3 separate regions of the Homo sapiens genome follow, and regions 1 and 2 are each linked to region 3. A link is a contact called in ENCODE Hi-C data. All regions are on one chromosome and are shown on one strand. The core of a region is the stretch at or near the end of the contact, and the rest is flanking DNA. Distances in the headings are between cores, read along the strand shown. Region 1 has its middle 130 kb from the start of FAM3C. Region 2 overlaps FAM3C (FAM3 metabolism regulating signaling molecule C). Region 3 overlaps TSPAN12 (tetraspanin 12).

Region 1 (4,778 bases), core at 1,901-4,400, 690 kb before region 3:
CTTTGGGAGGCCAAGGTGGGTGGATCTCTTGAGGTCAGGCGTTTGAGACCAGCCTGGCCAACATGGTGAAACCCCATCTCCACTAAAAATACAAAAAATAGCCAGGCGTGGTAGTGAGTGCCTGTAGTCCCTCTTACTCAGGAGGCTGAGGCAAGAGGATCACTTGAACCTAGGAGGCGGAGATTGTGGTGAACCAAGATCGTGCCACTGCACTCCAGACTGGGCAAGAGAGCGAGACTCTGTCTCAATTAAAAAATTAAAAGAAATAAAACCTTTAGGAAGAAATATCAAGTTTACACAGACTTGTAGACAAATAGAGGAGGAAAAGTCACTTTCCAATTCATATTATGGGGAAAGAGTAACCTTGATACTAAAACTATATATGGACATTACGAAAAAGGAAATTAGAAACCAATAGCACTCATAAACATAAGCATAAAAATATATTTCCAAACCAAATTCATTAATTTATAAAAAGAATAATACAATGTATCTAATTATGGTTTAATTCAGTAATACAAGATTGATGTGATAGTTTAAAAATGTAACACATTAACAAGTTAAAGAAAAATCATGTGAGCATTTCGATAGATGCCAAAAATGTGTTTGACAAAATTCAATATCAATTAAAAATTGTTTTAAAACTCCCAGCTAACTCTAAATAGAGAGAGTTTCCAATCTGTTCAAAGGCATTTGCAAATAAACAAAACCCCTAAAAGCATAGAAAACATTTATACCTAACTGTGAAAGGATACTTCCCTTTCAGTATTGGATACAAGGAAAGGATGGCCACTCCAACCACTTATATTGAGTGTTAGACTTTAGAGACTCACTATGGTATAGCGCGGGGCTCTCTCTCTGCTTGGAGTACTTCTGTAATGCATCTAGCCTGCTGACCCAGGTAGGCCTTTGTCTGCTGAAACTTTAGCCAATGTGCATTCAGAACATCTATACCTACCCCCTAATGTGGAATAATGAGACTTCAGGGGACTCCATATAATGCACTACTTCTCTGTTTTTAGGTTATCCCCAATAAAACCTATATTATATCTGTATTTTGTTTGTGATACGTTTGCGTGGATACTGAATATATCCTGGAATTTATTCATACATATTTTAAACAAACATATTCTAAATGATGTTTATGAAAATTTATTACATGTATTATTTTTAGTAATAACAAAATATCAAAAATAAATAACTGCTCAGTAATAGAGTGCTGGTTAAATAAAGTAGGTATATCCAACAAATAGAGTGTTAGTCATAAAAAATCAAGAAATTCATTGTGTAACATGTAATGATCTCCAAGATACAATCGTAAGTGAAAGAACAATGCAAAGAAAACTATATAATTGAAAAATAAGGGATAGAGATAGGCAGATAGATATGTATTTATTTGTATATGCATAACATATCTCTGTAAGGATAAACAAAAGGAGTTCAGTATTAGTTAATTCTAGAGCAGGGAATTTGTTGCCAGAGTAACAATATGGAAGGGAGATTTTTGTTATACCTTTTCTTCCTTTCGAATGTTGAACCATCTTAACGTATTAACTAACCCAAAATGAAATCCAGTTTAAATTTAAAAAAATCTCGTTGCTGTGAATCACAGTAACATTTAGTTCTGTCCATGTAGTTCTATACCTAGCACATGGGATATCTCCTGCTGTTATGCATAAGATAGGTTGAAATGTGATAATGGGATTAGAATCTAGACAAGGGGATAGGATAGTGCAGACACAGATGATGACAATGAATGTTATGTGCCAAGTTCCACGACACAGTAAAAAAAATCTTTAATTTATATGAGTCAGACTTGAAGTCTCTTATGTGCAAAGCTGTGCTGAAAAGACATGTCGTAGGGACAGTTCTACAACCCCACCTTTCTTCCCTTGCCGCTACATGCCTGTCTTCCTGCTTAATCCTGCTGCCATGTAAAAACAGCTGCCTCTCACTTGTCCCCCACTTGACCTTATTTTATCTGATGCTTTAAAATCCCATTTCACGCAGTCAAAGCTAGCAAAGAAGATAAAGCAGGATTTAGAAGAAGATGGATAATAGAAGGGAAAGGAAGAAAAGCTTTCCTGTGATAAAAATCTGGAAATCTAACCACCAAATTGTAACGTAATTTATATGGGAAAATTCATTTTTGTTTTCTACACAACCAGAACATCAATAAAACACTTTGAAAGGTAACCTGTTTGTAAATTGAGGAACTTCTATGCTTATACTTCCACATGGAGGCATGAAGACTGAGTCACAACGGCAAAAAAAAAAAAAAAACTCCTCAAGATTGATACTTAGACCCATTTAGCAAGGAGGCCTTCTTTTTCTTGAAAATAAATATTATATTGAATTCCATTTACGTATAGTTAATGCTGGCCAGTTTGTGGAGATTGTGGAAAAGCAAAAAAAAAAAAAAAAATGTTAGCACAGGCTTCAAGGGACAATTCTAAAGACCTTCAAGACAGTGACTTCAAGTAGCTTTTTTCCCTCATCTATCACTGACACAAAAATATGTGAAACAGATGGTGGTTCTTGGCTATATATAGTTTTTGTTGAAACTTGTTAAAAACAGTTTGGATCATGATTAAGAAATCTTACCACCTCTTAGCTGAAACATACCCCAAGGTTTTTCTTAGAAGGTGTTAGAAAGGCAGCTGATGATTATAGTCAATGTTTCCTTCTTCTACAAATAAAAAAAAATCTAAAACCACCAATGGCCTTCTGGATACAAGCAAATAAATACACAAAATCAAAGACAACTGGGAGATGTTCATAACTAGTCTAGTTTTTTTATTGAATAAACAGCTGTACTTTGGGTTATTGACATACATATACATTATATGAACTCTTACTTTGACTTAACTTTTTTCTTGCATGAGTCATTGTAGTCATTAGACTGTTTACTGTTTCCTGTTTTGCCCTCCTGGGTGCTGAGTAGATTGACACGTCTTTGCTCCCTTGTGTTTGAATGGGGCTGTGTGATTCATTTGAGCCAGAGAGTTGTGAACAGTGTGTGGTGTGGCTCCCCTGGGCCTGTGCACTTAAGTACCAATGCCAGACCGCAAAAAATTTTTTGTTCCTTTGTCACATTAACCAGAAACAAGTAAGATAGTGGCCACTCTTGCAGCTGAGTTCCTTGACTGACCACAAGAAGCAAAGTTTCATTACCGAACTGTCGTGGACATGCATCAGGAGTGAGAAATAAAGCTGTATTGTTTTAAGCCCTGAAAGTTTTTAGTTTGTTTATTACTGTAGTGTAATCTAGCTTACCCTGACTGATACAGATCATGCTGAAGTCACTGGCAATAAAGCAACAGCCAATGACTTGCCAATGGAAAGGCAGAGAAAAGGAAGGTCTATTCCCAGAGAGAGCATTGCTTTTTCCACGTGAAACAGGACAAAAAAGCAAACAAACAACAAAACAAAAAACAAGTATTCCCAGGCATATATCTGCAATGCTACAGCTGTCCTTTAAGAATGACTCTCTTAATTATGCTCTCGTGATTGCCAAAACATAGAAGCCACTGGAACGAATTTGAGTAAAAAGGATTATGGGATCATTAGGATCTCATAAGTGAAGAAAATCTTAGGAGGTGGAGGAAAAAAACATTAAAAGAAAAACACGTAAGAAAATTAGAGAACCAGTTCAGGAAGTTGACTGGGATTTCTACAAGAAAGAAAAATGAAGGAGATAAATTAGGAATTAAATATAGTTTTCTAGAAATGAAGTTTTTAAAATTTCAGATTGAAAAAAATCCACTGAATTCTCTGCATAAAGATTGAAACCTAACAAGATACACCATGCTGAAATATCAGAATACTGGTGACCACGAGAGGATTCTAAAAAGTCTAGGAGAAACAGGGGTAGGAAGAAAGAAACTGAGAGAGAGGAAAAAGAAAGAAAGGAATGAAGGAAGGAGAAGAGAGAAAGGGAGAAGAAGAGAGGGAGGGAGGAAGGATGGAAGGAAAAAAGAAAGGAAGGAAGGAAGGAAGGAAGATTTCTGACAAAGCATCAATAATCATAATGCATTCTGTATTAGGATGGCATTAGGTGTTGTGTAAAATAGAATCAAACTATAAAATAGCTCAAACATATTAGTTTATTTCTTGTTCAGGTAAAAATCCAAAGTTTCTAGTTAATGGGCAGTTTTTATTTAGTACATCAGGGACTAAGGAACTTTCTTATATTGGGGGTTTCTGTTCTCTAGAATGTCATTATCACCACATTCAGCTGGAAAAATGGTGGGGGGAAGTATGTAGGAAACGTATTATTTTCTTAAAGCCTTTGATCAAGAAGAAAACACGTCACTTTTACTAAAACTGCATTAATACCAGAGCAATCATAACTATAAGCAAGGCTGAAAAAATGCAGCATTGTTGTGCAACATGGAATAAGAGGGACAGGATTTTTAGTGACTAGCCAGCAGTGTAGAGGGAGTAAGAAGGCCCAGTGAGTTCACTAGCAGTAAAGAGGGCTGGTTTCCTTTAGGATCTAAGAAAATAAAATGATGCTTCTGTGCAGGTGTGCAACTGTGCAATAAAAAGAGCATCAAATAGTAAAAGTTTGCGATGCTTGCTTGGAACTGAATCATTTTGATATGACTAATTAGGAAATATGGCTTCATGTGTATTATTATACTGGCACCTGCTGGGTGATATAAATTTGGTGGGTCTCTTTAGGGATATGTTGGCAATACTCCCTTTCTTGGAAAATGCTTAAGGAAGCTTCAGCTGGAAAGGAGACTCTCATGGGGATCCTGAGACACATGAGA
Region 2 (4,179 bases), core at 1,212-3,711, 530 kb before region 3:
TCCTCTTTTTCCTGTGTCTGTCCCCCTTCACCCAAGAGTGAGTCTTAAAGGCGCTATTTTGGTGCTTCACCCAGCATCTAGCACTGGGTGCTGCAATCAGTAAATGCTGATTGAGTGAAAACAAATGTAGGTAACAGAGAATTAGGATTTCTACATGGAAAGGAAGAGTATTTCCAAAGTGGGATTCACATAAAGCTGTATTAGTTGGAATATCACTGGTAGTCAGCTATGAACAAACGTTGAGTTACTTTATTCTCCTACTTTTTATTTCTTGATTTTTCCTGATGTTAAGAACCTGCAAAGTGTTTTTGTGTGCATTTTAGCTATTTGATTTAGACATTATGAGGGCAGATGGTTATTTTGATGTCAAAACTGAAGTGTAGTACTTTGTAACCTTACTGGTTGCCAATCTGTTGAATTGGCCAAAATTTAATTGTGTGGTTTTATTTTAATTCTCATTTCAGACTATCTTAACGAAGATGGATATATGGTTATCTTCGTCATTTGTTTAACATCTTAGTATATGAAAGGTTAACATATTTAATCCAGTAGGAGGATTCTTGCTATAATCACTATCTTAAGGACCCATAAGATTAAATAGTTCTTTTGGTGATTCGTTTTCCATTTTTTAAACTTACTTGACAATTTCTATAAATTATGTAGCTTTATATTTATTATATGGTATTATTTTAGAAAAATAAAACACATTTCTAGAAAGGAAGAATGAAAATTTTGCCTACAATTAGTAGTTGAAATTACCAATGTCGATTATGAATTTTTAAAAACAATTTTTTATAAAACTTTATTTTGAGATAATTGTATTGTTTTTTACAAATCCATTTGAATATACAGAGAGATGGTGCATACTGTTTACTCAGTTTCTCCCATTGGTAATATCTTGCAAAACTATAATACACTATCACAATCAGGACATCAACATGGATACAATTCACCAATCTTATTCAGCATTGTGGTGTAATGTAGTGTTGTTTTCAGTTTGAATACTTAGCTAGTAAGTGAACTGAACACAGTCCAAATTATTTTTGTCTATATTGCTGCAATAAGTACTTAATGTTCTTTTTTTTTTTCTTTTTTTTTTTTGAGACGGAGTCTTGCTCTGTCGCCCAGGCTGGAGAGCAGTGGCACAATCTCGGCTCACCACAAGCTCCACCTCGCGGGTTCACGCCATTCTCCCTGCCCACCACCACGCCCGGCTAATTTTTTTTTTTTGTATTTGTAGTAGAGATGGGGTTTCACCGTGTTAGCCAGGATGGTCTCGATCTCCTGACCTCATGATCCACCCGCCTCAGCCTCTCAAAGTGCTGGGATTACAGGCGTGAGCCACTGCACCCGGCCATAAATACTTAATGTTCTATTGAATTTATTTATTTTTACCTTTTCAGATTTAAACCATTGGTATATAGTATATACATAAATTACTTGAGACATTATTAACAACTAAAGTGCAAAATAGTTCTGATTCATTAGCCCGACTTACTGAAGGACATTCATTGATGAAATGCAATAACAAATGTTTATTATTGTTCCATGAAATGAAGTGTATATGCAGAAAGAAATTAAGCATTGAAGCTATCAGTGTAGTTTGAGGGGAAAATAGTTGTAGGAGAGGAGGGATTTTGGTGTTTGTATGTTGTACCTGTATTCTATACTTGGACAGCTGTTTATGAAAACTAATGTACCTGTTTGGCCACCAGGTGCTAATGTTTTCAGAATTGCAGACTTAGTACAGGGCTTTTGATTTTGATGTGTATTGGATAAAAATGAGCTTTCTTCTGGAAAGAAAAGTCTTTCACAGGAGTTTCTTCACCTTAAAGTATCTACTCCCCTTACTGTTACACAAATTAAATGGAGGTGATGTTATTTACTTAAAATCCTGATTTTAAGTAGTTAAAATCCTGACTTTAAGTACTTAAAATACTTAAAAAACTGATTTTCCCAAAATTATATCCCAGTAAAGTGTAGATAAGGTTTCTTTTCTGCTTTGTTCTGGGCATTAAGCTTTTTCAATGTTATTATATTACCTTTATGGCTTTAATGGTGCATAATATTCTACTGAGTGTTCTATTGAGTTAATGAGCTTTTATTTACTTGGTCATTTTCCTCTTTTTAAACATTTCAATACAATCTTTTAACTTTCAGCTTACTAGTTGGAGTATTGGACCTACAGGAAGTTCACAATTATCTAAAATAGTACAGAACTAAAAACTGTGTGACTATTTATAGCAAGACAGCTGGTTAACATTTATCACACTGCATACTTATTAGTCAAATCAGGAAATGGCTGTCCACAATACTCTGATGATCTGAGTTATAATCTCCTGGGCTGGGATCAGATGTTAGTGCTTTTAAAAAGCCCTACTATAATTATGATAGATGGTCAGGTTGAGAACTACTACATTCAAATTAAGATTTGACCTCATGGATTCCTTGAACTGATAAATTGTAAATCTTTTAGTAATGATCTTCCTCATCCCCCTCCCTGGCCCTCGCAATCTCCTAACCTCACCACTAAGATAGATTCATGTATATTCTCTGGGGCTTTCTTTGCGTATCTGTACAACACCATACAGCAGCAACAACTTTTAAACACCATCATATTCACCAAATTTATATTTATAAACATTGAAAGGTAAGTTTGTAGAGTAACTTCCTGATTGAAATTTAAATATATAGTAACTAAAATTCAAAACAAAATGGTAAGGGAAAAATAAAATGTTTTATCAGTAGTAAAATACTATCCTCCATAATTATTTAATAGTTTATAATGAATGTACAGTGTGAAGTTACTTTCTCACTTTTTCTTAAGTGATATTCATGTTTTATTGTATACTGAATCATTATTTGAACACTTATTTTTGTGGACCTAAATATATTTTAAAAGTGGATACTTGCCAATAGACTCATTCCTTCTAACAAAAGTAATTTTTTTTTTTCAGCAAGATCAGCATTGGACACAGCTGCACGTTGTAAGTATTTCATCTCAATATTTTATGTATGATTTATTCTGCCTTAGGCATATGAGAGCTTATATTCAAAGTGTCAGTAGTTCAGTATGAGGAAAAACTGCTTTAGAAATTGCTTTTTAAAGTTATGAGGATGCTATTTGATTGGACAGCCCAAATATTTTTGGCAATTATTCATGATGGATATTTTGTGTTTTTTAGCTCCGTTATTATAAGTACAGAAATTGGTGTGAGAAGGAGTTAAGAGTGTACATGGGCAAGGTAGTCAATGGAACATTAGGCCTTTTTTAATTATCCTGGAGGTGACGATTTTTTGTGCATATATGGACTAGAAGTGCAAAGTAACATTCAGAACCCCCCACATCCTAAAATTTAAAAATAAACTCATAGTTAGATAAAATATATTTGCCCTAATGCAGATCATATTACTTGACTCATTTGCATCCATTATTAGTTTGTTTCCTAGGAAGATCTGGTGTCTGTTGTGGGTTTCTTTGTTGCTGTTTTTTTTTAAAAAAATTTTTTGAGGTTCTTTGAAACCCTCAGGGGAACAAATTAGCTTGTATTTTAAGATACGTGTATCTTGATGTTTTTCTTAATGCTCTTTGTGGTTTGAGATTTGAAGTAAAGTGAGGTAAAGTCTGTTAACTTGTTTTCTAAAAAAAGACATCATGTTTTCTCCCCCAAAGCTACAAAGCCTCCCAGATATAAGTGTGGGATCTCAAAAGCTTGCCCTGAGAAGCATTTTGCTTTTAAAATGGCAAGTGGAGCAGCCAACGTGGTGGGACCCAAAATCTGCCTGGAAGATAATGTGTAAGTCTTTGTTGACTTGAGACGATAAGGTGTGCTATTAAATTGCAGCCAATTGAACCTGAGTTTAATGGATATTTTGAAAATGTGTTCGGTATACTTTATTAATGGAAAGTGATTTCCATTTTTGTTATGTAGTTTTTTTCTCATGAATTCAAGGGACCTTAAAGTTCTTAAATTTTATATTAGAGAGTGACTAAGAACGTAACACTTATTCGGCTTTATAGAGATAAGAGATTTCCTCTGAGTAAATTCTCTAGATCTGCACTGTCCCATTTGCTAGCAACAGAACACATGTGGCTATTTAATTTTGATCCTTAAATATTAGGAAGAAAGTTAATTCACTTAAATTAACTAAAAAGTTCAGTTCCTTGGTATCTGTCAC
Region 3 (4,637 bases), core at 22-2,521:
GGGTATGGTAATAGCAGTTGCCTGTCCTCCTGATTGTGCATCAGCCATGTCATAGGTGCGTGTAAAGAACCAGCATAGTTACTTTTCCCTAAGAAAATTACCGTCAGCTTCCTCTTACCTTCATATTCTTGGGTTAATGAAAACCATACACCACAATGATTTTTTTTTCTCAAATTTCAAGGGTTAATCTACTAACATCACAGGGGACAAATTACTTTTTACTCCATCATCTCTGAATGGAGATTGTATTATATGACATCTGAATTGTGGTAAGGATTAAATGAAAACCATTTTTTTCAAGTCCTTAACACAGGGAAAGTTAGCTTAATAATGGTTAATTTTTATCATTAATACTGGTTTCGGTTAATGAATTTTTCATCGTGTTCTAGCAAAAATCATTTCTACCTATTCCTTTCTTTAAATGTAGATTGATTTTCCTTTGCATAGCAGTCTTTTACATTTTGGGGGAGGATCAATTGTCAGGGAGAAGAAACGTAGTGCACATGGGATCAAAAATTAGAGAAGAGGAAGGAGATTCCTCCCAGCTGGGAAATAGCAAAGGCTCCCATGTGATTTACTTAGGCTAAGGCTTCGGAGATAATAATAGATGGACCTTTTATCAAGGTCCTGTATATTATATGTTAAATGAGTTGGGGTAGGAAAGCTACCACTTGTATTAAAAAAAACAAACACTGCAAAACCAAAAATAAAGCAACCGAGCAAATAAACATAAAAACAATAGCACAGTGATTTTGAAAATAACAATGCAGTCACTAGTTTTGAGGCATCATGATTGAAAGAATTATTAACACAAATCACAGTTGTGTCTTCTGCTATGTCTTGGGTGCATTTTGATTATATTTTCTTTCTAATACATTATTTTTCTTCTTTCAGGGTAGAGGAAGCAGTCATTTTGACTTACTTTCCTGTGGTTCATCCGGTCATGATTGCTGTTTGCTGTTTCCTTATCATTGTGGGGATGTTAGGATATTGTGGAACGGTGAAAAGAAATCTGTTGCTTCTTGCATGGGTATGATGTTATATTTTCTCTTTATTATAGTTAAAAAGATTAACCAGTAATATATTATTTTTTAATCAGTTCACAAGATTAGGGAGCAGTGATAGCAGTAACAACATCCTGTAAGAAGGGACGCTTTCGTTTCACAAGAGATTATTTGAATACACATATTTGCTGTACCGGATGAGGTATGGAAATATATATAAGCAATTTAATTATTTCACTCCAGCTACGTGTTGACATTTTCATTTGAAAGTATGAGTTCTTTCTAGTGTCCTTGTAGTTATTAGCACTCAAAAAGGCCCCTTGGGACTGGAACTGAGAAGCCATAAAGGAACTGTTTCTTTCTCTTCTATTTTTAAACAAATCCACCCTGTAAGCTCCTATGGAAATTCAGGTTGTGAGGTAGCAGACGTATGTAATGGTCCTGTCACTGCCTTTATATAGTTTAGAGAACATAAGCGAGTCTCAGTTTCTATAATCTTGGTTGTTGTTTTTTTAACTCTGAGAGTTGCACTAGGTACTTTTTAAATTAGTTTCACCATTCAAATTCTGTGACTAGTCTTTTAATTCAAAAGTAGGCAAACATTTTTAACATTAAAAAATTGAGTTGATTAAAATACTGTTTATATAGATATTTTTAGAAGAGCACTTAATGTGCAAAATATATACTAGTGGCACCAGGTAATGAGATTACTAACATATAGTTGCAGACATATAAGGCTGAAAAATTAATTCATTGAGTATACGCTTTTTTTATAGTAGGTCTCAGCCCTGGCTGTGTATTAATTTCATATAAAGAACTTAAACAATTTGAGTGGTGTGCTGGTAAGCTGGATCACTGGGCAGAAAAAAAGCTCAGATTTGTAGCATTTGGGGATTTCCGTGGGGTAAATTCTCCCAGCATGGTCAATTTTAAGTTACCAACATGAAATCACTGAATGTGGAACTGGGGACAGATGAGTACAAATTGGCTCAAGGAGCCAGCTCCCACACACTCGTGCTTGACTGGCTCCCATGCCAAGTCAATTAAAACAGAATCTTAGTGTGAAGTTGAACTAAAGCTTTGAATTTCACAGTATAACCTGTGTTAATGTATTACTTAGCTTCTTGGAGGGTAACTGTTCAGGTCGAATATTGAAAAACACAAAATGCTATAGAAAATAAAGCACACTCAGGCCGGGCAAGGTGGCTCACGCCTGTAATCCCAGCACTTTGGGAGGCCGAGGCAGGCAGATCACGAGGTCAAGAAATCAAGACCATCCTGGCTAACACGGTGAAACCCTGTCTCTACTAAAAATACAAAAAAATTAGCCGGGCATGTTGGCGGGCACCTGTAGTCCCAGCTACTCGGGAGGCTGAGGCAGGAGAATGGTGTGAACCCGGGAGGCGGAGGTTGCAGTGAGCCGAGATCACGTCACTGCACTCCAGCCTGGGCGACAGAGCAAGACTCCATCTCAAAAAAAAAAAAAATAAATAAATGAATAAAATAAACCACACTCAGAGATGGGGAAACATGCCTACTGCTTTATTTCTCTTCATATAGGTATATAGTGAAAGGGAGAATGGTGGAAATTTGGGATCTTATTTTGCAATTTTAGATATTTGGGCAATAATTTAAACATAAACAAAAGGACTTACTTTACATGAACCTTCTATAATTTGAGTAGAGTATAACATATTTCAAGTTTTAAATAAAGAGTCTCAGAATTCTTTTTTAAAACGCAGTCTTACAATGATGTCTCTCTTGCATAACCAATTAAGGTCTGACTGCCATTTCCTCCCTCCTCCCAACTTTTACTCTGCACAGTCCCTATGCAGTGGGATGCTGGAGGGAGGCAGGGCAAGTAGGGTCAGGTATTTCATGGAACCACAAAGGCTTTGGAAACACATTTTGAAAACTCTTTATGCATTCCCTTAGGCTGCTTAGATGCTAGTAATGCAAATTGACAAACAACAAAGTAATGTGGCCTGCTACTTGAAGTAGAGCAAATCTTAAACTTGTGAATGAGAGTCTAGTTTGTAATACTGGCAAGAGCATTATAATGCAAAAGTGGCAGGGATGACTGAGGTTCTAAAGGCCACTAATTTACTCATTCATTCATTCTCCAAATACTTACTGATCATGTATACCACCAATTTTTGCTATCAGACCTGTCTTTATGAGATAAGACCTCTAATAGGGTTTGCACTGGGTGCTATTGAGGCCAGAGAGGAAGAACTCTGAGCTCAGCCCGAAGGGTTCAGTGCCACCCTCTGGGAAGATGATGAGCATAGATTGATTTTGCTTTTTTCCATCTCTACTTTGCTTTTTGGATGTACTCTTTTTTACAAAGCATCTTTTTATGCATTGCTGTTCCATGTGTCCCTAGGTGACATCTACATCTTGGTTCCTCCTTCCTGTTGATTGCCTTTGGCTGTTCGTTCTCCATTCCCTTTGGGGTGCCTCTCCTCTCATGGCAGGCTTCTAGTCCTTACTCTGTCTAGACCTAACACAGCTTCCTTCTTGCTAAAGAATGATCTGTGGTCTCAACTACCATGTATCTATCACTCACAACCAATTTGCATCTGGTCTGTTTCTCAGGCTCTCCTCTCTGGCTTCCTCCCCACATCCCACTCCTCTAAATAGCTGCCTATTCCTCTCAGTTCAGATTCTACAGTCATGGGAAGTTGTCCTCTCTTTTCTGTCCTCCTCTGGGATGCCCAAGTTCAGGCTTTCCTAACTTCCTGCTCAGACAGGTGCAGAGACTCCCTATTGGGTAATGAAGTATGTACCAACACCTCAAATGTACACCAAGCCCTTCTACAATGGAGACTTGATCTGCCATTTTTTGCTTTTTTATCTACTTCATTATTCTCTGGTTCTGTATTTTCTGACCCCTGAACAAACTTTCTTGCTCCGTTCTTCTCTACATTTATTCTTGCTGTCTTCTTAGCCAGAAATTTCTTCTCAGTACTTTCATTTAAATATTACTAGCCCATGAAGACTTATCTGAAATGCTACCTCTTCAAATGATAATTATGACACTGATGATAATTGAAGTAGTTAACATTTCTTGAGTACTTACAGTGCCAGACACTGTAGAGTTTTACCTGAATTTTTTTTAAATGAAGAGTTCTTGTACATGAGTTAATCAATTTTATCCTCTCTGCTGAGTATAAAATTGGACTAAAACTTTGAATTACCCTTATTATTCACTTAATATAGATGAGGAAATGAGGCATAGAGAGATTAAGTGAGTTGCCTAAGTCTACACAGCTAGTAAAGAGAGGATCTAATATTCAGGCCATGGCAGTCTAGTTCCAATATTTGTAACAATTTTGCCATTTTACTCTATAATAGCTGATTTTTTTCCTAAGTGTTTACAAATGTGTCCTGTAATGTATAAAACATTTTCATTTTAAACCTGACGACAATTATCTGAGATAGGTAATTATTAAATGAGGTTCAGAGAGGTCAGTAATATGCCACAAGTCATTCGGCAATAAGGCTGGGAGCTTGGATTCAGACCTCGGCGTTCCTGATTGCAAAGCCCATTCTCACTGGGCCTTTACTGATGTCTCTAATAGACTTTTCCCAACTTTTGAAGCCTAGTGTATTTCTCTTATTATAAACTTC

The links. A loop is a pair of places that touch in the nucleus more often than their neighbours do. Pooled maps may share reads with other maps.
Region 1: a pooled map shows a loop between it and region 3 (7-fold over the local background). The contact joins two enhancer-like sites. A Hi-C loop is called at or near these places in 3 of 37 single-sample maps with no recorded cell type and 2 of 50 pooled maps.
Region 2: a loop to region 3 is called in a map with no recorded cell type, with 6 times the contacts of the local background. The contact joins two enhancer-like sites. A Hi-C loop is called at or near these places in 6 of 37 single-sample maps with no recorded cell type and 2 of 50 pooled maps.

The regions. Positions count from the first base shown.
Region 1 is chr7:121,528,808-121,533,585 of GRCh38, reverse strand. No RefSeq gene overlaps it. Among named protein-coding and RNA genes, the nearest start is that of FAM3C, 130 kb to the right of the region's middle. Within about 2 kb of position 3,150, at least 10 of the 41 ENCODE cell types and tissues checked have a DNase peak (open chromatin) inside an H3K27ac peak, as active enhancers do.
Region 2 is chr7:121,370,918-121,375,096 of GRCh38, reverse strand. FAM3C (FAM3 metabolism regulating signaling molecule C) reads left to right here. Exons shown (of 10, transcript NM_014888.3): 4 at 2,958-2,987; 5 at 3,674-3,797. Among named protein-coding and RNA genes, the nearest start is that of FAM3C, 23 kb to the left of the region's middle. RefSeq lists an enhancer at 2,120-2,169. Within about 2 kb of position 2,461, at least 5 of the 41 ENCODE cell types and tissues checked have a DNase peak (open chromatin) inside an H3K27ac peak, as active enhancers do.
Region 3 is chr7:120,835,170-120,839,806 of GRCh38, reverse strand. It overlaps TSPAN12 (tetraspanin 12), which reads left to right. Exons shown (of 8, transcript NM_012338.4): 4 at 895-1,030. Among named protein-coding and RNA genes, the nearest start is that of TSPAN12, 21 kb to the left of the region's middle. Within about 2 kb of position 1,271, at least 2 of the 41 ENCODE cell types and tissues checked have a DNase peak (open chromatin) inside an H3K27ac peak, as active enhancers do.